Regions from separate parts of the Homo sapiens genome. Here region 1 is linked to region 2. A link is a loop called in an ENCODE intact Hi-C map of the cell type or tissue named here. Cell type or tissue: PC-3. All regions are shown on one strand. Links, peaks and the distances in the headings refer to the core of each region. The heading gives the core; the rest is flanking DNA.

Region 1 (12,397 bases), core at 2,743-10,742, 230 kb before region 2:
GAAAAATGGGAGAGCAGTTTTTTTATAAGTGCCTGTGGATTTATTCTGAAACCCTAAGTTCTAGATTGAAAACATTTTTTTAAATCCTCCTCTTGGGAAAGAAGATGAAATCCAAAGGATTGTGTGAATTTACACTATTAATAATAGCTACCATTTATTGTAAGCTTGATGTCATAAGCACTTTACATGGATTATAACATTCTATCCACTCATCAATCTTATGAAGTAGACACTGTTATTATCTCCATTTTACAGACATGACAAAAAGGCACAGAGAAGTTAAATAGCTTGCCCAAGGTCACTCTGTGGTGGTTAAGCTGGGATTTGAGCCGAGGCAGGTTGACTTCTGAACCTGAGTTTTTAATCACTAAACTCAACTGCTATAAATTACATACTTATATTTATTTGTATACATGTGTTTATTTAATGGGAAAAAAATGTTTCATATAATGATGTATCTGAGATGGGAGCAGAGACAAGTAGTAAAATACAGATGATTTATAAAAGGCTTGTTATGCATTAAAAATGCATAAAACCTGGCCTCAGCTGTTTTAAAATTAGAGTAAATTACTGTACAAATTTCTGTTGCAATCAGAAGACGTTGGCTACTGCTGTTGTTGTGAATAATAAAATTCTTTGTCTCTGACCCAGAAGTCTCATGTCTTATACTGGTTGCTAGTTTTCAAGAAGGGTAAAATCTAAGACCCTTAGCAGTTCTTGACAACTGTTTCTGGAGTTTTTATTTCCCCAAAATATTGTCACTATTGCTTAGATGTCATACCTAGATGAATAACACTTGCCAAATAAATTTTTGAGTCAAGTTGAATGAAATAATTACCTTTTACTGGGAACCTATCAGTGGTTCTCACCCATGCTAGCCTCATGACTACTGTGTACACTATAGAGTATTATCTCCATTTTGCAAATGAAGAAACTGAGGTATAAGGACATTATTTTCCCCAATATCCTACAGCTCACAAATGTTAGAACTAAGGTCTGAAGCTAGTCCAATGTTCTTTCTGCCACTATTGCCTCTTAAAACATTTTAGCTACAGAAATATTAACTTTCAGACCAAATTATGAAGGTCACTGGGAACGGAAAAATGATTGTTTAAAGAGAAAATTTAAGCTTCAGAGAAGAAGGAAAGGGAGAAGTGAAGAATAAATAAGGAAGAAAAAAATAGAAAGAGGAGAGACAAAAAGGGATAAAAAAATATGTCCAAATAACTTTACAGGGCAAATAGAGGGCTGGGGTCCCTACAACAAGAGTTGGGAGCAGAACAGGGTTATGAGGCTCGCCAGAGGAACTTGGTGTAGACCTGTAAAAAGTAGCAGAGCACCCAGGGTGAAGCCTAGGAAGAGCCAAACAGCCAATCTAAATAAAGTACCAATCAGGCAAAGGGCTAGAGTCCAGGGAAATGGGGCAGTCATCATTGTCTCCTAGAAAGAGCAGGCAGAGAACAGCGTCCAGGGAAAGAAACCGGTAGTTTGCGAGGGGGGATAGGAGAGATTTCTCCAAGCACAGGAAGAGTGTAGCTGGGCCCATCAATGGCCATTGTCCGATATGTGTTTGTCCATTTTGTTTTGCTTGGACGTCAACGGCCTTGTGTGTGTGCAAAAAAGAGCTTTTAAGGACCCCAATCTGGTTTGGACAAGGTGACAGAAGCCAAAAGTTACCTTGGTTGAGTCTTAAGGGAATGAATTTTGAGAGTTACCTGTTCAAAAGCCAAAATGTTCAAATCCCGAAATGTTCACATCAATCACCAAAGATGCCCCCGAAATGTTCACATCAATCGCCAAAGATGCCCGCAGTGAGTGTTTGTTTTCTTGTTTGTATCTCTGTTTCAACTCAGTTGTACTTTGAGCTACACAGATCCTTCAAAAGAATAAAAGCTGGGTTTCTTAACCCCCGCTTTGGTTAGCGTGTATGCTTTCAGCACCTATGTTTAGTATTTTTTAGAATGTAGCCTTTGTAAACTTCACCCACTGTATTTTGCTGAAGTCAGACTCACCCTTTGTTCACCAGTAATCAGCAAACATTTGTTAGTGACGACAGTGGCACTCTGGTTAGCCCTCCTCTTTTTTTTTTTTTTTTTTTTCCTTGCAGAGCATAGTTGAAATAATTTGGGAAAGTTTCTCTTCTTCAAGGAGCTGGGAAAGAATGATGAATGGGCCCCTTGTTCTGATGCATCCTTCTATTTCCTGCAGAGGAAAAAACTGACGGCTGCTAATCTCTGTGTGTTCAGGAGCTCTACCTTCCTTCCTAATAAGATCGCTGTTGTAATAAGCATGTGCCATGGAGGTGAAGCAGAGTTTCCCATTATTTATTAGGCCTGAGTCCTCATTAGTAACTTCTTTATAAAATAAACATGAGGCTTTGCAGAAATGGGGAACAAGAGCCTACTTCATACAAAGTACAATGATAAATGTCTCCTGTGGCCCCAGATTCCAACGCTTAACATCTGTGATCTCCCCATCTCCATGGCAACATAAAGTAAATAGTAAAAATAGTCCAAATCCAGGAAAAACACAGCAGGGAATGTCTGTCCTAAAGGAAAACAAACGCTTAACATGCACTCATACATGAGCAAGAGGACCCACATGAAATGTAGCAGTTGGTCAATAGGAAAACAACAGAGAGTGGGGAATGAAGGGTCTTCAAGCTAGCAGACAAGAAATGTCAGATGATTTGAAGAAGTGTTGTCTGCTTTCAGTAGGAGGCCTGAAGGGAACATTGTGTCTTATATTCATGGGCTTGTACAGTGTGTATTTTACATTTTGTACAAATGTGTTTTGAATTATAAGCTTGTCATATTACACTAGATTTAAAGGGAACCATAGATTATAAAAGTAATAGCATCAAACAAAGAGTTGAGAACTGGTGATTTGGTGTTTGCCATGTAACTTCTTAGCAAAGCTGTGGTCTGCCTAACAGACCCTCTGAATCTTCTCCCTACCTGTAGCCCAACAGCCTGGGGCTGTTCCTGATATTCGCTATAGGCCGCTGGAACAGGAGGCTCTGTGGCCTCCCTGTGTCCCCCACAGTTGTGGCAAGAGCAGTGGAGCAGCCCTCTGGAAGAGAAGAATGTTCCCCTTAGGGGTGCAAGAAAATGCCTGGGAATAGGATATTTTCAAGAACGGCGATTTTCAGTTAATTTAATTTTCTGATTAACTGCAGTGACTTTGGGCCTTTCAACTCACTGAGCCTGGTTTAAGTCATCTGCAAAAAAAAAAAAAAAAAGGATGGGGTACTTCATGACCCTGGAGTCCTGCCAGCCTTGGAATTCTGCAATTCTATGAATTGAGCACAAGGCATGATTTTGTTTCAGCCTTTGTGGATTAAAAAACTTAGAATTCCTGGGTTTCTACTATAGTAGAACAGTTTCTACTGTTCTACTGCTGGTTTCTACTGCTATAGTAGAACAGTTTACTGGGTTTACTGTTCTACTATAGCAAAAAATACAACCCCATGGCTGTGTGTGTTTAGGGGAGGTGGGGGGGTGAAGGGTGGATGTGGTTTAGGGGAAAGACCGAGGGGGTCTACAGCCAATCCCAGTGACTAGCTGTGTGACCTCAGGCCAGTTATTCCACCCTTCTTGGCGGTAGTGTCTCCATCTCCATCAATGGAGATGATGGTATTCCTTGCAACATTATTGCTGTAGGAATACTGGTAAATGATCAACATATGGTAACCACAATATCCTATCAGATTTGGAGTCAGTACTTGAAGAATATTTTTCATCACATAGGTAAGACTTGATAGTAGTGGGGTAGCTCGTGCTGTGTAATTTATGGAACGCAGTCTCAATACTTTGTGATGGGGTTTCCGTTTGGCTCTAAGCAAGTGTGACTCTACCCTGAAGATCTATGGTGGGGTTTTTCTTTTCATTCCCTGACTGTAGCTTTTTCCTCTGATGGTTTTTCTCTTTCTTAAAGCTAGAGCACAGCTAAAACATTCTAGTTAAGTGAATATCCTAGAATGGCTGGATCCTAACACGTGGAAGTCTTTACTGTATGATTTGTGCACAGACACCTTGCCGGTTATTCACAGGTCGTGTTCAAATTTAAAGCTCACCAGGAGTCAATAGCCACAAAGATGACTTTGGAGCAGATTCCCTCTCTTCTATTGTTCCTTTCCTCCGGCCAAGTTTCTCTTCTCTTTGCCACTTTTTTCCTCTCTTACCCTTTCACCATTCTCTTTTCTCTTTTCTTCTTCTTCTAATCTTTTGATTTTAGTGTTCTCATCTTTCCAACTTTGTGCTGTGCATTCTGCAGTAGTTCGATTTTGTTTATTTATTTATTTATTTATTTATTTGTTTGTTTGTTTGTTTCTGAGATGGAATCTTCCTCTGTCGCCCAGGCTGGAGTGCAGTGGCACAATCTCAGCTCACTGCACCCTCTGCCTCCCAGGTTCAAGCGATTCTCCTGCCTCAGCCTCCCCGAGTAGCTAGGATTACAGGAGCATGCCACCACACCTGGCTAATTTTTGTATTTTTAGTAGACACAGGGTTTCACCATATTGGTCAGGCTGGTCTCGAACTCCTGACCTCGTGATCTGCCCACCTCAGCCTCCCAAAGTGCTGAGATTACAGGTGTGAACCACCGTGCCTGGCCTCTACCGTAGTTTTATTTCTCACTCCTTTGTTACATCTTATTCCACCCCCTCCACCTTTCCTTTCTGCTATCCTTTTACTTCCATTTACCCACAGTCCCTGCTGGGAGGCCTTTTCTATTAGATATATAGTGGAAAGGCAAGTCAGCTTTTCTTTGAATTTAGGAAAATGGGACTCACAGTTAACTTCTGGGGCTGAATTTCCAGAGGCCTTTGTCAGAGAGCCCAGCTGCTCTAGAATGAGAGCTATCAGGATGAGACCTACCAGCTGCCTGGGGTTGTAGTGATTCCAGAGGCACCAGGATTCTAACCAGCCAAGGGAAGCACTAACACGGATTGGTTTCTAATATTAACTATCACCCCCACAGCTAAGCCTGAGTATGAAGCTCATCTCTATCAGTTATCAGCTGACCGACCTTGGATAAATTACTCAATCTTTTTGAGTTTCAGTTCTTGCGTAAAAAGATATAACTGTTATACCTCCTCGAGGCATATCACAGATTAAATGAGATCACATATGTAAAGGGCATTTAGGGTAATCTGAAGTTTCTCTGCAGTTTCTGCATCTTGGCCTAGGATTTTTAATCCCTTAGGAAAATTCTGTCTATCTTCTGGGTAGTTTAGGGTTAGTATGGCTCAGAGCCCTACCCTGGTCCTCTTGTCCTGACATTAATTGAGTTAGAAATAAGGTAGTGCTCAATATCATGCTATATACCACTGCTCTTGGCACCCTTAAATCCAGCCATACTCAATACCCCCAATATTCCCATTTGATTCACTAATGACTCAAGCTGTCAAGTACAGTAGAAAAGGTAACTTTTTTTTTTTTTTTTTTTTTTTTTTTTGCAGAAAACTGCAAGCTCAAAACCAGTTTTAAACCTCATTCCAGGTCTGTTTAAAGCAGTGTTCTCAAGTGGGGGTGATTTTGTCTCTTAGAGAACATGTGGCATGTCTGGAAATATTTCTGACTGTCACAATTTTGGGGGCAGTCTGGGATGGTGCTACTGGTACATAATGAGTGGAAGCCACGGATGCTACTGAATGTTCCACAATGCAAAGAATGCACCTGTTCCAAATGTCCATAGTGCTGAGGTTGAGAAAGCCTAGTTTAGAGGTAGCCAGTTGGACAAAATCATGTTGGAAGTAGGGGGATTCTCTTGGCTTTAGAATCCTACTGTTTATTGAGTCTGAGAAAAGCCTGGATAGAGGAGGCGTTCAATGGGATCTGAAAAATATTTTAAAACTGAGCTGCTGTTATGAATTCAGAGAAGCATATTTGCCTTTTAGACAAAAAGATGTGGGGCCTCTTGCATGCCAAAAATTTGCTCAGGGTTTGCTATGCGGCAGCAGGAGAATCTGTCCATAAAAGGGATGGACTTTGCTGCCCAGAGGGATTCCCTTCAAGGGTTTCCCTTGTGAGCCTGAAGAATCACTGGGAAAGGGCAAGCCTGGCCAGCTTCGAGTTCCAGCCCCTCACCAAGGCGTGTTTATATTTCTCCGGAGGTGAGAGTGAATACACTTTAGGGAAGGGAAGGCACTCTAGCCCTAAAAAGGGGTTGTTTAGCAACCATCTTCTTGTTTCTTGGATATGAAGATTAACCAGCTTAGCTGGGAAAGGCCTTTGAGAAGGGAACCTAGGTTTAATATTCAGGGGAAGCTGAGAGAAAGGCATCACTGAGGGGAGAGCGCCTGGGGTTGTAGCTCAGAAAGATATAAGTCTGAACCTCAGCTCCTCCAGCTGTGGACTGACTCTGTGACCTTGGACAAAGAAAGGAAAAATAACTAAGATTACAGCACACCTACTGTATGCCAGACTTGATGGTAGTGTTGCATATGCAATATGATTTCACTTTATTTTTACAATAGCACATGAAAATAGTTTAGCTAAATCATATAGTCAGTAGCTGGCTAAAGAACTCTTGGTTTGTTTGACTCCAAGGTCCACGATTCTTCTATACCACACTGTCTCCCAAAGTCCTTAGCTTCTTTAAGCCTCAGTTTCATTGCTTGTGAAACAGGTACAGAGGAAGATTAGGAAAGTGAATTTAGAACAATCCAGTATGCTTCAGCCAGCACTCCTCCAGGGGGAGCTCCATACTCCTTCCTCCTTTCTACTGCCCTCTCCCTCCTCTTCTGAGGTTGGATGGCCTTAAGAACGTGTATCAGCCATTCACACCCAGGGGGACATCAGTGTGCTGAGAACAAGGTCCTGTGCCTAACCAGGAGGCTGGCTTCTGCATCCTTCTCTTCCTCTGCAAAGCTTCAGCTAATTCCCTGTGTCTAGGAGCCAAGAGGTGGGTGCAGTCAACCCCCTCTTCTTGTGGCCTCCCTTTTCTATTTAATTTCTGAGAATGATGACATGAGGTGGCCTAGGGATTGCTCCTGACAGCCAGAAAGAACTGTAATCTCTTTCACTCCTCAAACACCATTCTCCAGGGCCACAGCCCTGGCCTGAGTACCTATGTGGACAGCCCAGACTAGCTCTATTCAAGGCCTCAAAGTAAGCCTTTCCTTAATTCAATATTTCTGGATCTTAGTGCAGAAATTGACAGTGATATCTCTCCTCAGGCCTGTCATCCATGGAACAAAAGGAGGTGTCCATGGGTTCAACCTATCTCCCTGGATTCTACATTCCATGTGGGATCCAAACCATCCTGAAAACGAAGTGTCACTTTGTCTGTTTTATAATTTGTATGCATCTCTCTCTCAAAGGGCTTTTCAAAAGTGGGTGATTTAGGGCAGGATTTGCAATTCCTCAATTTCCTGAGCATGTATAGCATTAATATCACCCTTAGATTCTGTGGTACCCCCAATTCTAACAGTTGGTGCTTGACAAATATCACTCTTCAGTGCTCTTGTCCCACCTAACAAAGCTGAAAACAAGACCTGAAAGGATCAATTTATTTCCAAGGGCAATGGGCTGAATGGTGGCCCAAAGACATTGGATTTTAATCCCTGGAACCTATAAATGTCACCTTATTTGAAAAAAGAGTCTTTACTGATGTGATTACCTTAAGGATCTTGACATGAGAATAACATCCTGGATTATCTGGCTGGGCCCTTGATGCCACCACAAGTGTCATCATAAGAGTGAGGCAGGAGGAGATTAGATGTACGCAGAGGAGAAGGTGCTACAAAGACAGAGGCACATTGGAGTGACGTGGCCAAGGCACTACCAGAAGCTAGAAGAGGTCAGGAATGAATTCTCTTCTAAAACCTCTATGGGGTCCCCTGATGACACTTTGCTTTCAGACTTCTGGTCTCTAGTACTGTGAAATAATAAATTTCTATTGTTTTAAGCTACTAAATTTGGGTAATTTGTTACAGCAGCATTAGAAGACTAATACACCAAGTAACTTAACTGAATCTTATAACAAAACCCAAGAATACTTATAGGAATACACCATTATTCAGCACCTAACAAGATAAAATCCACAATGGCTAACATCCCACCAAAAATTACCAGGCATGCAAAAAAAGCTGAGAAATACAACACATAAGGAGAAGAAAAATCAGCTGAAACTGATTCAGAAAAGACTCAGATAATACAATTAGCATATATAACTATATAAGCATATATAAATATATAAGAATATATTAATATATTAGCATATATAATCTTAATTGATCTTTATATATTATATGTATATAACTTAATATAATATATATCTTTTTATATATTATATTATATAGCTTTATATATATAATATATATTATATAGCTTTATATATATAATATATATTATATAGCTTTAGATATATAATATATATTATATAGCTTTAGATATATAATATACAATATATTATATATATATATAAAGATCAGGACACGGATGCTGCCAGGGATACAGCTGAAATACAGAATTATGTTACAAAAGGACAAAAAGGAGAACATTGGCAGACAGCTGGCAGTTCTAGCCATCACCATAAAAAAAAAATTTGTATCACCAGTTGTATTAGTCAGGGCTTTATAATTGCAAACAACTCAAACAGATGTGGTTGATTTCAGCAGAAAAAGCATTTAATAAAAGGGTATTGTGTATTTCACAGACTTCAAAACCAGGCTTAGAAATTGAACAGGGACAAATGAGGCCTGGCAGCAGCCAGGACCACAGCTAAAATCTTGCTCCAGAGCCCATCTAGTGAGGATAATGCTGGACGTCACAGCTCACCCCTGAAGTCACCATCACTCCACATCTGGTGCTCCTCAGCCACTGTTGTCACTAGAAAGTCCACATTGTTGGCAGTACTGCCGCCAACCTCCAGAAATGTTCCTCCTCCTCACAGCTTCTTTGCACTACTAGAAGGGTGCATCTGCCAGGAAGAGCTCAGTCATATTCTGAACCCCAACTGCAAGGGAGACTGGGAAATGAGCCTTCCACTTCTACAGTGGGAAGCAAGTTTTGCCTCTCATCAAGATTTACAGGAAAAGAAATCTTCTGGAAACCTGAAGAGGGTACAGAATCTGAACTATCAGATAAAAAGGAAAACTAATAACAATAGTAATTGACAAAGATCTGTTCCATGGATTCAGATTCTACTGATGTTAGTGAGAGCCATGTGCTTTGCAAGTCAAACAGGCGATCGTAGCACATGCAACTCATCTTCTGCTCCTCAGGACCCTCTAGTCACATGCCCACACCCGTCTTTGCTTCTTACTCCTGTCAAAGAACAAAATTTTAACAAATGGAGTTTTAAAGATCAAACTATCAAACCAGCTTTTCTTAGTTCATAAACTGAACATCATCTAGTCCACAAAATAGACAGGAGCTCTGCCAGGCATGGCGGGAACAGTCCATTTTTATAAAGTAGCTTGAGCAGGAAGAACAAGCAAAGTCCATTTTTAAAAAGTAGCTTGAACAGGAGGAACAAGGAAACAGCATGGGGCAAAAACCTGGTTAACATCAGGTTACTTTCCTTGCACGGATTAAAGCAGAGCGGACTTCCTTCACATGCCGGCTCAGGTTGGCTGGTTGCTGTGAATCTCATTGGGTTTTTTGGGAAAACTGGCCTGTCTGGGGGTTTGGCTATCATCTCTCTCCTGACTTCTCACATAGTACAAGTGAAAAGCTTAGTTCTCAGTTTGGTGATGAGGAGCATTAGCATGAATGATTCTATTTTGGGTTGGTCTGTTGGGACCTAGTGCAGAAGAAGCTCGGCCCAAATGAGTGGTCTTCCATAAGTTTTCTTTAACTTTGCTAATGAGTAGATTTTAGTCAGACATATTTGAGGTTTATGAGTGATCCTGAAGAAGTAAACGATCCAAGTCTGTGTTATGAACTTCCTATTTTTGGTGATTTTTCTTTGCTAACATTAGTTACTTTATGGACGTCCTATTAAATGCCAACTGATTTTCTTTGTATTCAGCATGGAGAAAAGTAAAATCTAAAAAGAGAATGGTGATGAGTTCTTTGTGCTATAATACTCAATGTAGAGAATGACGTTGAGCCTATTTGGCCTGACCAACCTGCTTCCTGGATTAAGTCTTGATCTGATCAAAGACAAACTTCAGCTGAATTAAATTTAAAAGAGTTCAATTGAACAATGAACGATTCACGAATCGGTCAGCCCCCTGAGCCAGAGTATGCTTAGAGACTCCAGCACAGCCACGTGGTAGAAGATTTATGGACAGAAAAAGGAAAGTGAGGTACAGAAAACAGAAGTCAGGCACAGAAACAACCTGCTTGGTTACAGCTCAGCGTTTGCCTTATCTGAACATAGTTTGGACAGTGGCTACATTTAACTGGCCGAAACTCAGTGATTTGAACAAGTGTAGGCTACAGTCTGTTTACACCTCCACTTGTTATAGTTGACGATATACAGAGGAACATTTAGGCCGAACTTAAAATATGTAAGGAGGCAGCTTTAGGCTAAACCTGATTGAACAGATCTGTGATGATTCTTAAGCAGTCACCCCCATTCTTCTTAATTCAAAGGAAGCATTAGACCAGAGAGTATCTGACTGGAAAGACCAGTGTTTCCAACAGCTGCATTTGGGATGGAAAGATCTCTAGACTCTTCCTGTCCCTATCGTTCTATCCCTTGAGGTTAATTCCTTTGGCCCTTCCATGAAGCTCTGATTAAAATACAAAAATCACAGGAGGAACAACTGATAAAATATACCTTTTCTTTTTTTTTTTTTTTTTTTTTTTTTGACCCAGAGTCTTGCTCTGTGCCCAGGCTGGAGTTCAGTGGCACAATCTCGGCTCACTGCAACTTCCTCCTCCCTGGTTCAAGCAATTCTGGTGCCTCAGCCTCCTGAGTAGCTGGGACTACAGGCACCTGCCACCATGGCTGGCTAATATTTGTATTTTTAGTAGAGACTGGGTTTCACCATGTTGGCCAGGCTGATCCTGAACTCCTGGCCTCAAGTGACCTGCCCACCTCAGCCTCCCAAAGTGCTGGGATTATAGGCATGAGCTGCCACGCCTGGCCAAAAGACATCATTTTTAACACCTTCAAGGAGTGAGATTTTAGGTAATAACTACTACTTACTGGCACTACAGAGTGCTTCCTGCACAACTTAGCACATTCTTCTTCATACAAGCCCTATCATAGAGTAGTATTATTACTCCATTTCTACAGATGAGGAAAGTAAGGGACAGAGAAGTCAAATGACTCACCCATGGTCACCCAGCTAGTAAATGGTGGAGCTGGGACTCAAAATCCCAAAGGTGGTTTCCGATGTCTACCTGTTTAATCTGTGTCCTCTGCTGCCTCTCACCTCGGATAGTGGTGGCACAGGGCACAGGGCAGGTAAGTACCCATAAACGGGAGAAGGGTGTGGCACGCAGCCCCCGAGGGCAGGCCCAAGTCTAGATGGGAACTGTGCCTGTGAGGGGACACACAAGGAAGATTTGAAGGGCCGTACAGTGCAAGTCTCCCCCTGGCCAAGGGCCTCCCTTCTTTCTGCCTGGCAGGCCACAGCCCTCTTGTACAGATGGCCTCTGCCACAGGACACTGCCTTCTGAAGAAGTCACCAATAAAACCAGCAGATTCTTTCTGCTACCTTGAAGTCCAAGAAGAAAGGCAGAGGACAGGGGCAATATCAAGAGGAGCTTTGAGTGATGCTTAAGGAGGTGGAGAATTACTTGCTGCCTATTGAAAGCAAAGATAGCAACATGTGTAACAGTGAGAAAAGCCCCTGCTTTTCTCAGAAAGAAGGAAAGCTGCTGGGGTCAAATCTAGACTCTGGATGGAGAGTTGGATGGGATTTATGCTCCTGGATGGTGGGCTCTGTGGACCCGGAGCCCCAGAGTGCGGTCCCTGAAGACAGAGATTCCCAGAGCACCATGTAAACAGACACAGTCACAGATGAGAGAGCAGAGGACATGAGGCGGCTGCTGCCTGGGGAATGTCTTAGCTCTGAAGGGAATCTGAAACTTTAGTTCTGGGAGCCTGCCCCATTCAGCAAAAGGCCTGAATCCAAACCAGGATTCAAATCCTGTCCTCATTCATTCTCTGTCTCCCTGCTTGCTCCCTCCCTGCCTCCCTCCCTCCCTCCCTCCCTCCTTTCCTCCCTCTCTTTCTCACAACATTCACAGCGTTTGCCTCTAAATATAAATCAAACATCCAGAAACATTAGAGGATAAGTAAAGAGAACCGAAAGAAACAAAATCATACCAAACAACCCTTTCGTTTTCCCAACCAGACCAGGGACTGGTGGAGGAAAACAGAAAGGCTCCTGACAAATCCATCATGTAAGGACCCCAACTTCCCAATTCTTTCATCCTCACAAGAGCATTAGGAACTATCCACGGGTTTTACAAGCAGTAATGCAAGCACC
Region 2 (12,397 bases), core at 1,852-9,851:
ACAAGCTGGGGCCTTGGGAAAACTGGACTACTCTGTGTCTTCTTTTCCTTATCTGTGAAATAATATCTACTTTGCAGGATTCTTCCAATAATTTAATAGATCATTGTGCTCCCAGTGCCTGGCACATTCTAGGCACTCAAAAATTAGTAGGTATCATTATTGCCATCATTGTTATTATGATTATTATTCAGAGGAGGAGAGTATCAGGAAAGGCTGAAGAGAAATCACGAAGTCTTAGAACTGGATTGGACCTAGGAGATTATTTGGGCTAAACTACCAAACACAGGATCCTTCTGTGACATCCTCTGACAGATGAACATCTAGTCTCTGCTTGAGAACATGCAGTGATAATGATCTCACAGCTTAAGAACTACCAAAGACTGCATTAAATCTCTCAGAAAATCAAGTTGTGCAACTTGATCAGAGCCCTGATAGAGAAGACAGAGTATTCTAGACTAGGAATGAAGACACAGAGGGGTTAATGAGACAGTCTGTAAACATTTGCAATTGCACTACCATGGTTCAACGTCTAGAGCATTTCAGGTTTGTCAAACCATCTAAAATTATATATTCACTTGAAGCGGGGAGCAACCATAAAATCACCTCTTGTACCATCTGGCAAATATAGTACCACAGATTTAGATAGCTTTTCACATAAGTTATTCATTTGTCTTCACAACTCTCCTAGGATGTAGGTAGAAGGAATATTCATATCCCTTTTACATATACAGAAGTGTGAGGTCATTGTTAATGACCCACAGGATGGTGGTGATTATGTATCATCCTATGGGAAATCATCATAATGAGTGTTAGTCTAAGCCAGGGGTGTCCAATCTTTTGGCTTCCCTGGGTCACATTGGAAGAAGAATTGCCTTGGGCCACACATAAAATACACTAACACTAATGATCGCTGATGAGCCAAAAAAAAAAAAAATCACAAAAAGGTCTCATAATGTTTTAAGAAAGTTTACGAATTTGTGTTAGGCTACATTCAAAGCCATCCTGGGCATGATGTGGCCCCTGGGCCATGGGTTGGACAAGTTTGGTGTAAGCATTTTACATGTGCTATCTCACTGAGCCCTCACGAAAGCCCTAAAAAATGAGTACTATTGTTATCCCTGTTTTACAGATGAAGAAACTGAGCCACAGAGCAGATAAATAACATGGCCAAGGTCAGGCAGTTGGAAAGTAGCAGCACCAGAATGCAAATGCAGGCAGCTCGACTCCAGCTCTCAGGCTAAACCTCTGGTGACCACCTAGAAGGGGAGTGTCCAGCCTGCGGCCTGAGTCTGCTGCCTCTCCAACTGTGCTCTCTCTCCTACAGCACTCTTCCCTTTGGCTGTGAAGCTGGTACTGATGCCTCGTTATTTGTTCTTTCTCTCTTAGGAAGAGAAGAGGAGGCTAAAGGAAGAGATTGAAAGGCGAAGAGCAGAAGCTGCTGAGAAACGCCAGAAGATGCCAGAAGATGGCTTGTCAGATGACAAGAAACCATTCAAGTGTTTCACTCCTAAAGGTTCATCTCTCAAGGTATTTTTTTCCCCAGAAAACTTCTATTAGAATATGATAGAGACTGGATTTTAGCCCCTTGTTTAGTTATTGATTATACAGGGCCTTTGTTCATTTATCTTTTTGCTATCCTTCCAAGTTAATCTGTTCAGGCTGCTATAACAAAATACTTTAGACTGGGGCCAGGCACGGTGGCTCATGCCTGTAATCCCAGCACTTTGGGAGGCAGATGTGGGCAGATCACCTGAGGTCAGGAGTTCGAGACCAGCCTGGCCACCGTGGTGAAACCCCATCTCTACCAAAAATTCAAAAACTAGCCGGACGTGGTGGCACACACCTGTAATAATCTCAGCTACTTGGGAGGCTTAGGCAGGAGAATCACTTGAACCCAGGAGGCAGAGGTTGCAGTGAGCTAAGATAATGCCACTGCACTCTAGCCTGGGCAACAGAGCAAGATTCCATCTCAAAATTTATCACTCACAGTTTTGGAGGCTGGAAAGTCAAAGATCAAGGTGCCAGCAGATGTGGTGTCTAGTGAGGGCCTATTCCTCATAGGTGGCACCTTCTCCCTGTGTCCTTACATGGTGGAAGGAGAAAGGGAGAAAACAGGCTTCCTTAGGCCTCTTTTATAAGGGCACTAGTCCCATTCACAAGGGCCTCACCCTCATCACCTAGTTACCACCCAAAGGTCTCACCTCTTAATACCAACACATCAAGGACTCAGTTTCAACATATAAATGTTGGACCATAGCACCTCCTTTCAGCTGTTTCACAGCTTCTCTTTGTTTACAACATATGGAAAGGAGGGACAGTAGTGAAATTTTTATCTGTTGTTTATTAGATGCTTTGGCATACATTAAAATGACATTCGGTGATTATCTCTCAATTTTACTGATCCACATTCTCCATGTGCCTCATTCCTTTGAGCAACTGAGAATAGAGACATCTAAAATTTATAAAATAGGAAAGTATATTTTAAAAGTTTAAGCTGCTTTTCATGCTAGCTGTTCATTTTTTCTTTGTCATGATTAAAAGCCAGCTGGAAATGGTACAGGTGCAAATTTTAAAGCAATTATTATGGGAGGAGGTGAAATGTGACTTGGAAAGGGTCCTTTTCCAGGATGGCTTTGGTCCTATGACAGCCTTCATGGAGCACAGCTCCTATTTGATGTAAAACAGAGTGCTGCCAAGAGAACAGAAAAGGAGCAGGAATCAGCTGAGTCAGGGAGATGATAGAATAGTTGAGATGTAGGGAAAACACAGTGGACTCAAGAAAGTAGCATCCTTGATTTATAATCAGTCCACCATTATTGCCAGTGGCAGTTTCTTTGAGAATTAACATCATTGAGCATCTAGCACAGTGCCTTACATCATATTGAAGATACTTAATAAAAATTTGTTAAATGATGAATAAAGGAATGAATCTTCAGAGATTGGGACTTTTAACATTTCATTTTCCATCAACCTAGCTAGGTTATAAAGCATCAACAATGGACAAAGCCATGAGAGAATTATACCCAGGTCTGGCCGGGCACAGTGGCTCACACCTGTGATCCCAGCATTTTGGGAGGCCGAGGTGGATGGATCACCTGAGGTCAGGAGTTCTAGACCTTCCTGGCCAATCTGGTGAAACCCCATCCCTACTAAAAATACAAAAATTAGCCAGGTGTGATGGCGCACACCTGTAATCCCAGGTATTTGGGAGGCTGAGGCAGGAGAACCACTTGAACTTGGGAGGCAGAGGTTACAGTGAGCCGAGATCGTGCCACTGCACTCCAGCCTGTGTGACAGAATGAGACCCTATCCCAAAAAAAAGAAAAAAAGAATCATAGCGAGGTCTGGATGGTTAATTATGTACATATGTGTACGGTTATATCAAGTGGCACACCAAAATGACCAAAAACTGCTTACATTTTACAGTTATTACTTGTTCCACATGAAAATCAGAATTTTTTAATCCCCAAATAACTTCCCTTAGTCTTTTTTTTTTTTTTTGAGATAGAGTCTCGCTGTGTTGCCCAGGCTGGAGTGCAGTGGCACCATCTTGGCTCACTGCAACTTCCGCCTCCCAGGTTCAAGCGATTCTTCTGCCTCAGCCTCTCGAGTAGCTGGGACTACAGGTGCACGCCACCATGCCCAGCTAATTTTTGTATTTTTAGTAGAGACAGGGTTTCACCATATTGGCCAGGCTGGTCTCGAACTCCTCACCTCATGATCCGCCCACCTTGGTCTCCCAAAGTGCTGGGATTACACGCATGAGCCACCATGCCCGGCTCACTTAGTCTTTATGATGGTCTAGGTCCCAGTCATATTTCTGATACCTCCCAAATAAATTATTTGTACTTGAACCCTTGTCTCAAGGTCTGCTTCAGGGAAAATTTAAACTAAGCCACAGAGGGATTATACATTTAATATCTGATTATTTATGAAATACTTAATGCATGCTATGTCCTATGAGGGAAAGAACAAAGCAAGGTGGCTGCCCTGATGGCTCTAATGACTGCCTCAAAGAAACAATTCAAGAATTACAAAAGTGAGCAGAGCAAAATGAGTAGAGAAAGGCCTTGTGGAGTAGGCAAGCTTTATTTATAAACTCTGAAATTTGAATTTTATGTAATTTTATTGTGCTTTTCTAATGTCATGAAATATTATTCTTCTTTTGATTTTTTTTTAACCGTTTAACAGTGTGAAAACCATTCTCAAGGCCAGGTGCGGTGGCTCACACCTGTAATGCCAGCACGTTGGGAGGCTGAGGCAGGTGTATCACCTGAGGTCAGGAGTTTGAAACCAACCTGGCCAACATGGTGAAACCTCGTCTCTACTAAAAATACAAAAATTAGCCAGGCAAAGTGGCAGGTGCCTGTAATCCCTACTCAGGAGCCTGAGACAGGAGAATCACTTGAACCTGGGAGGCAGAGGTTAGCTGGGCGCAGTGGCGCATGCCTGTAATCCCAGCTACTTGAGAGGCTGAGGCAGAAGAACTGCTTGAACCTGGGAGGCAGCAACAAAAGCAAAACTCCGTCTCAAAAAAAAAAAAAGAAAAGAAAAAGAAAACCATGTTCTCTCTTTCTACCTTCTTTAAAATCCCACCCAAGCCTTCCTTGAACAGTCTTGGTAACATGAAGAAAATAGTAGTCATCTAGACTTCCAAATTCTACTGTGGTTTTTTTTTTTTGTTTTTTTTTTTCAGGAGAAACTACAACCTACCCTACCCTCCTCTAATTATTTCTTCTCTACCAAATTTCTCAACGTACCTATTTCTCTGGTCTTTCCCTCAGCCAGATGCTGGCTTCCCATTTCATCTAGTACCCCCAGGAAGCCATTTATCTACTCCCTCTGATGGAGAGGCATTTGTCTGCAATTGATTAAAGTAGATGTATAAAAAAGGTCTAGGTTATTTTAAATTTCTATGTAAGAGAGACACATATTCAGGGGCAGACAGTCTATGCTTCCCTCCATGTATGTGCCTTGAAGAACTTGCTGTGACTCTGATTTTCAAGCTCAATTTCATATTCTACAATGTAATTGGGATAGCTATTGATACCCTTGGCCCTGCAACTTTTATAAGTGGTCACAAGTTAGCATTGTAGAATACCAATGGGAGGAAAAATATTTGCTATTTGACATCAAAATACTACCAACTACTGTATTTTTAAAAAATATCTCATGATTTCTATTCCTTGTTTGGGAAAGTCTGTACCTAGTTTTTCATCATTAAATTATGTTAGCAGTGACTGATTTTCATATGCAATAAAGAATAGATTTTAAGTAAATTAAATTCAAAGATTTTTTAATTTCTATTGCCTTTATTGGTTGGGGCAGGGTGTGGAGTAACGAGAGCACCAATTTTCTAAAACGAATGGTGTGCTTTTATTCCAAGTTTTATCGAGACAATACTGCCACCTCTTGGTCTTCAGAAGAACCAATTTCCCTTGTTAAATTCCTTAAACAGAACATTTAATATACAAATTCAGTACAAATTGTTTAGAGCCACTAAGTTAGGATATTTTCTAGCAGGAGTGCATCAGTAAACGGACAGTGCATCCTGACAAAATGTGCGAAATGCAATGATGAAGTCAGGCTATGTTAGCTATGATAGAAGCAAAAGGAGGAGTAGGAATCTGAGAATCTCGGTGATTTGAATAAATGCCATGGCCAAGGTTAGAAAGATGATCCCTGAGTCATAAAGATGCTGCAGGTGGGACAAAGAACAGTTCTCACCTCCGCTATCCCCTTCTGCAGTGCCTCTATCCTCCCACCACACTGAATTTTTCTTTATCCCCAGTCTCACCACGCTGCGTGCCTTGTGGCTCTCCAAATCTTTGTACATGTGCTTGCTTTGCCAGAAATGCCCTTTCCTGGCTAAGCCATGCACTTCCTTCCTCACTTTCATAAACTCATTTCTGAAACCATGTAAACCAGAAACTACTAATCTCAGCTCAAATATCAACACTACTGAAAAGCCTTCTCCACCTCCCCCAGATAGTTACTTCTTATACACACAGCATTTTTTTCTTTAATATTGTACCTACTGTTAATTTTTAAATATTTTATTTTATATACTTTACTAGTCTTCCCTACTAAATTCTGTGTTCCTTAAAGAATAAGACCTTGTCAGTCAGGCACAGTGGTTCACACCTGTAATCCCAGCACTTTGGGAGTCCAAGGTGGGCGAATCATGAGGTCAAGAGATCGAGGCCATCCTGGCCAACATGGTGAAATCCCATCTCTACTGAAAATACAAAAATTAGCTGGGCATGGTGGCGCGCATCTGTAGTCCCAGCTACTCGACGCTGAGGCAGAAGAATCACTTGAACCCGGGAGGTGGAGATTGCAGTGAGCCGAGATTCCACCACTGCACTCCATCCTGGCAACAGAGTGAGACTCTGTCTCAAAAAAGAAAAAGAAAAAGACCTTGTCTATCTTAGCTTGCTTAGGTTGCCATAACAAAATACCATAGACTGGATGGATTAAACAATAGAAATGTATTTCTCACAGTCCTGGAGGCTGGAAGTCCAAAATCAAGGTGCAAGCAGATTCAGTTTCTGGTGAGAGCCCTCTTCATGGCTTGCAGATGGCTGCCTTCTTACTGTGTCTTCACATGGAGGAAAGAGAGCAAGTGAGCTCTCTAGTGTGTCTTCCTGTAGGGATAACAATCCTGTAGGATCAGGGTTCCACCGCTCTGATCTCATTTAACCTTAATTACTTCCTTAGAGGCCCCATTTCCAAGTACAATCACATTGGGGGTTAGGGCCTCAACACATGCATTTTAGGGGGACACAGTTCGATCAATAGCACTATTTTATTTATTAGTATTCAATTTTATATAGAAGGTACTGAGTATATTATTTATTGGCTAATTGTTTGGCTGACAGGCTGGCAGGGATAAAAATAGGATAGATGGATGGATAGATGGATGGATGGATGGACGGACGGACGGATGGGTAATATTTATTAAAAGTGCCAGTGCATTGCATAGTTCTAAACTGTTTCACCTTACTCACCTGGGAATTTTTTCTACAGAAATATACTTCTAAGTTTATAATTAAAATCAGAAAAATAAGAGTTACTTTACAGATGTTTTATATATCCCATAAAGTCAGCACTACTTATAGTACTTTTTTGCATAGTTTTTTAAGTAAGAGTTTGCTTTTGTCTTTGTAGGAAATCATCAGAAAGAATGAAATGCTCTTACTAGTATCTATAAAACTGTTATTCAACTGATATTAGAGAGGAAGCATGTTTTCAAAAAAAAAAAACTCTGTGGTATTTATTAATTGCTCATGAATCCCAGACCAGTCTGGGTCAGAAAGAACCCCTCACATCTTGGAGAATTGTGTGTATCCCCTCAAAATTCATATGTTGAAATCCTAATCTGCAATATGATGGTATTAGGAGGTGGGATCTTTGGAAGACAATTAGGTCATGAGGGTGGAGGCCCCCTTAATGGGATTAGTGCCCTTGTAAGAAGAGACACAGAACCTTATTTGCTCCCTCTCTATTCTGCACTATATGAGGACACAGCAGGAAGGTGGCCATCTGCAAACCATGAAGAGAGGTCTCACCAGACCCCAACCATGCTGGCAACCTAATCTTAGACTTCCCAGTCTCCGGAACTGTGAGAAATGTTTGTTGTTTTAAGGCACCCAGTCTATGGTAATTTCTCACATTAACCAAGACTCACTGAGACAAGGGGCCACTCAAACATACTAGCCTAGGGCAACTAAAATCCAGTAGATTTCTTGACTGTCCTGAACAGGGAAGAAAATGGAACTTTTCAGCGTGCATGTGCTTTGGCACATGCAGTCATAAGCAAAGAAGGTATTTGCTCATGGTATTGATAGGTGATGGGTGGTAGAGGATATTTCTAGCCTGGAGTTGGGTGTGGCATGGATTCAACAAATATTTGCTTATTGCTAACATCTAAATTTAAGTGTTACAGTTTCAGTAAAATATAATGTTTGATTTAGCAGCTTCAGTTGTAGCAAAAAAGTTCCTAGCTTTAAAAAAAAAAGAACTCATCAAAGACTACTAACTGCTGATTTTTTCTATGTCCAACCCTGTTTCTCTGGGCTCATTTCCTCATTTCACACTTGGGCTAAGAGGGGCTTCATGGGAAGCCTCAGCCATTACAGATGAGCTGTGCCCCATCCTCATTCTACCTGTATCCCGCCTTTTACGTTCCAAGGCTAATTAAGTTCAGCAATAGGCTTGATCATTGACCCTTGTCAAGTTAGGAAATCAGGTTAAGCAATAAGGGACTAGTTCACATTTCCTAGTTATTCAATCCTGTTACATACCAAATACATAGTTAAAACATTATGGGAAAATTTTGTTACTCGAATAGCATGGTATGTCTCTAGTAAATACATCCTAAAGGGTAACAGTGTGTGTTTTTGAAAAAATTATTTGTTTGTTGTTGTTGCATTTTGTTTGTTTGTTTTGAGACAGATGCTCACTCTGTCACCCAGGCTGGAGTGCAGTGGCACAATCTTGGCTCACTGCAATCTCTCCCTCCCAGGTTCAAGCAATTCTCCCACCTCAGCCTTCCAAGTAGCTGGGGCTACAGGCGCGTGTCACCACACCCAGCTACTTTTTGTATTTTTTAGTAGAGATAGGGTTTCACCATGTTGGCCAGGCTGGTCTTGAACTCCTGACCTCAAGTGATTTGCCTGCCTCGGCCTCTCAAAGTGCTAGGATTATAGGTGTGAGCCTCAGCGCTCAGCCAATTATGTTAGTCTTAAACTTTAATTATTTTGCCACTGATTTATATTGTTTTAGAGGCATTTTTATTCCATTTCTGTCTGGTCTTTATTTTGCCTTGAAAACTTGATTTTTTTTTTTTTACACGTTTTCTCTATCCTGTATCAATCCTACCTTCATTCCCCCAAATCTCACTATCAAATACCTTATATGTAGTTTTGCTTTCTAGCAGAGCTACGCACAGTAACTCAAATACCCTTATATGCTCTTCGGTGTGTTTAACAGGTTCAGGGATGATATTGGCCTGGGCTGAGAAACACTGTTTATAAGCTTGAAATATTAATTGGGTTTATTTTCTTTTGTAATTCCTAGATAGAAGAGCGAGCAGAATTTTTGAATAAGTCTGTGCAGAAAAGGTAAATATGCTTGATGGTTCAATTGAGCTAATCAGCTAGCATATGTATGAGAAGATTCTCTCTCATATTTTTATATGTATGTGTTTACTTTTTTAGCAGTGGTGTCAAATCGACCCATCAAGCAGCAATAGTCTCCAAGATTGACAGCAGACTGGAGCAGTATACCAGTGCAATTGAGGTGAGAATTGTCCTCAGCGTTATGGTCCTGCTGAACAGAAATAGATTCTGACTACATAGAAGAGCATAAAAACACTTAGGACAATAATCAAGTCCAATAGCCCCAGGAGTGTTAGAATTTTTTTTTTTTTTTTTTTTTGAGACGGAGTCTCACTCTGTTGCCCAGGCTGGAGTGCAATGGCAATCTCAGCTCACTGCAACGTCTGCCTCCTGGGGTCAAGCAATTCTGCCTCAACCTCCCGAGTAGCTGGGATTACAGGGGCCCACCACCACACTTGGCTAATTTTTGTATTTTTAGTAGAGACGGAGTTTCACCCTGTTGGCCAGGCAGGTCTCGAATTCCTGACCTCAAGTGATCCACCCGCCTTGGCCTCCCAAAGCCGAATGTGAGCCACCACACCTGGCCCCCAATAGTGTCAGAATATTAATGATGCTTTATTACACTTTGAAATTCTAAGTTCTAAGAAATACAATAATAAAGATAAATTTTAGGAGAGTTTTAAATAAATTATTTTCTACTTTCAGCGTGAATATTGTTTAATGAAAAGGTTTTTTTGTAACGAATGGGTTTACTGGTATTTAAATATATATATATATATATATATATATATATATATATATTTAACTATATATATATTTAAGTCTTCTTTCAAGTATTCTGTCAAATCTGGGTTTAAATGTCACTTCCTCAGAGTAGCCTTCTTTGCACCCCCAAACTAAGTACTGCCCCCCAATTGTGTGCCATGCTTTATGGCACATCATTATTTTTCATAGCACTTAGCACAATGTGAAATAAATACTTGTATAACTAGTTACTATCTTTCCTTTCTATTAAAATATAAGCCCACTGCAGCTGACTGTCTTGTTTTTTGTTTGTTTTTTTGTTTTTTATTTTTATTTTTATTTTTGAGATGGAGTTTCGCTCTTGTTGCCCAAGCTAGAGTGCAATGGTGCAATCTCGGCTCACTGCAACCTCTGCATTCCAGGTTCAAGCGATTCTCCTGCCTCAGCCTCCCAACCGTCTTGTTTTGAGCACGACTGTATCCCCAGAGCCTAGCAAAGTGCCCTTCATACAGTAGGCATTTAAGAAGTATTGTTGAGGCCAAGTGTGGTGACTCATGCCTGTCGTCACAGCACTTCAGGAGGCCGAGGCAGGAGGATCCCTTGAGCCCAGGAATTTGAAACCAGCCTGGGCAACATAGGGACTATGCCTGGCTAATTTTTTCATTTTTTTCTCTACAAAATAGAGAGAGGCCTATGGTTCCAGCTACTCGGGAAGCTGAAGTGGGAGGATCACTTGAGCCCTGGAGGTCGTGGCTGTAGTGAGCCTTGATTGTGCCACTGCACTCCAGCCTGGGTGACAGAGCAAGACCCTGTCTCAAAAAAAAACAAAAAAGTATCTGTTGAAGAAACGAAGTAGAATATCAATTTCACAACAAATGGTGTCCCAACAAAAAGCATATTTCATTTTTGAAAGATCCTCTGATCTAGCTGTGATGGTTTATTTTGAGGGACATATGTCATCAGCATACAGTTTTACAACAGAAATTATCACTCTCATTTTTGGTGGAGGTGTTTACACAATGAATTTTTAAGATGATAATGTTGAGGAAGACAAACTCACTATAATTTTATGAGAACAAACTTCCCAGCACCAATCCTAAAAATAACTCACAAATTTCAGGGAACAAAAAGCGCAAAACCTACAAAGCCGGCAGCCTCGGATCTTCCTGTTCCTGCTGAAGGTGTACGCAACATCAAGAGTATGTGGGAGAAAGGGAATGTGTTTTCATCCCCCACTGCAGCAGGCACACCAAATAAGGTGAGCATCTGATTTTTGTCTCTTAAGTGTAGAGGGGCATATTTTTTTGCATGTCGATTTTGATTTAGGAATCACACTAGTAAATAATAAAAGCAGTGAAGAAGGTGCAATTTGTACTTTGTTTTGCAATGACCACAAAAGCAAGCTCAGAGAGAATGTGTTTGTGAGGTTGCATGAGGTACTAAGCCCGGGCCATCTTACTCCAAATAAAGTGCCTGGGCTGAAATGTCCACCCTTGGAGTTGGAGTGGGGTGAGTTACCAGGGAAAGAAAACCAGATAACATATTCTGTAAATATCAAGTGTTAAGGTTTATGGTTATGTGAAATCATACTTAATGATATTTTGAATTTGCTTTGAAAATTCCTTCCCAGGTAAAGTTTACTTCATTCTTTAATATTTTGGATGATTGCCCCTTTGTAGGAAACTGCTGGCTTGAAGGTAGGGGTTTCTAGCCGCATCAATGAATGGCTAACTAAAACCCCAGATGGAAACAAGTCACCTGCTCCCAAACCTTCTGTAAGTACCTTTAGGTTTTTCTGAGTTTCTTTGATCTCCCAGCTTCTACCAGCAGAAGAAAACAAGCAGTTGGTCTGTTTACCTAGGAATGGCAGTGCCCCTGTTCTTTGCTTTCCCTGATGAATAGCAAACAGGAAAGTGTTCAGATTTACAACAGTTCTAAGAAGCTGCATCTCAGTTACTCAGAGGGTAAAATGGAACCAAATAATCACCTCTACACCCTAACTGAGAGGAGGAATCAGCTAGAATACTGAGGCAGTTCAAATTTAGATCCTTTACTCGTCTATTTGTTTAGCTTCTATTCTATAAATTCTGGATAGAAATTTGAAAATGAAAGGTCACATCATTTTGGCTACTTCTTTGTCAAGAGCACCCCTAAACTTATTCCCAAAAGAATATGTATGTTGCCTATTGGGAACCCATATGTTCCAATTTGCCTCATTTTTATAACTTGGCACAAAAATGCAGTTATTGGGTAGCTGTTGAAATAATTGGTCTAATTGTGTTGTCAGCACCTCCTGAGGAAAGTCATAAAACTGGAAACTAGAAAAACTGGTTATGAATGATGTTTTTGAGAATCTAAAATTTTCTTAATTTATTAAGTGCAGCTATCTTACTAAAAAGTACATTTCTTTTCACCTTTTTGTTGAATGTATACGACAATTGCTTGCATTTGTCATTATAATAAGAAAACGTATCAAGCTCCCCACTGTATATTGCTGAGCTTTCCCTGTTAAGTTTGCTTTTATAGCTTTG

What was found. Peaks named below come from ENCODE experiments on the same cell type or tissue, not always from the same donor. Only the 100,000 strongest peaks of a DNase experiment are listed, where the experiment ranks them.
Region 1: a loop joins it to region 2, with 12 times the contacts of the local background. A loop is called at or near these places in 10 of 110 quality-filtered maps.

The regions. Positions count from the first base shown.
Region 1 is chr7:134,718,106-134,730,502 of GRCh38, forward strand. All of the region lies in intron 1 of LOC124901750 (a long non-coding RNA gene), which reads right to left. It also overlaps a transcript of CALD1 not described here. Among named protein-coding and RNA genes, the nearest start is that of CALD1, 55 kb to the right of the region's middle. In PC-3, for the core only: CTCF peaks have their summits at 6,692 (motif pointing right) and 6,899; no DNase peak of the experiment used is centred there.
Region 2 is chr7:134,948,988-134,961,384 of GRCh38, forward strand. CALD1 (caldesmon 1) reads left to right here. Exons shown (of 15, transcript NM_033138.4): 9 at 1,387-1,527; 10 at 9,082-9,125; 11 at 9,222-9,303; 12 at 10,987-11,124; 13 at 11,546-11,641. Among named protein-coding and RNA genes, the nearest start is that of AGBL3, 31 kb to the right of the region's middle. In PC-3, for the core only: a CTCF peak has its summit at 5,409 (motif pointing left); no DNase peak of the experiment used is centred there.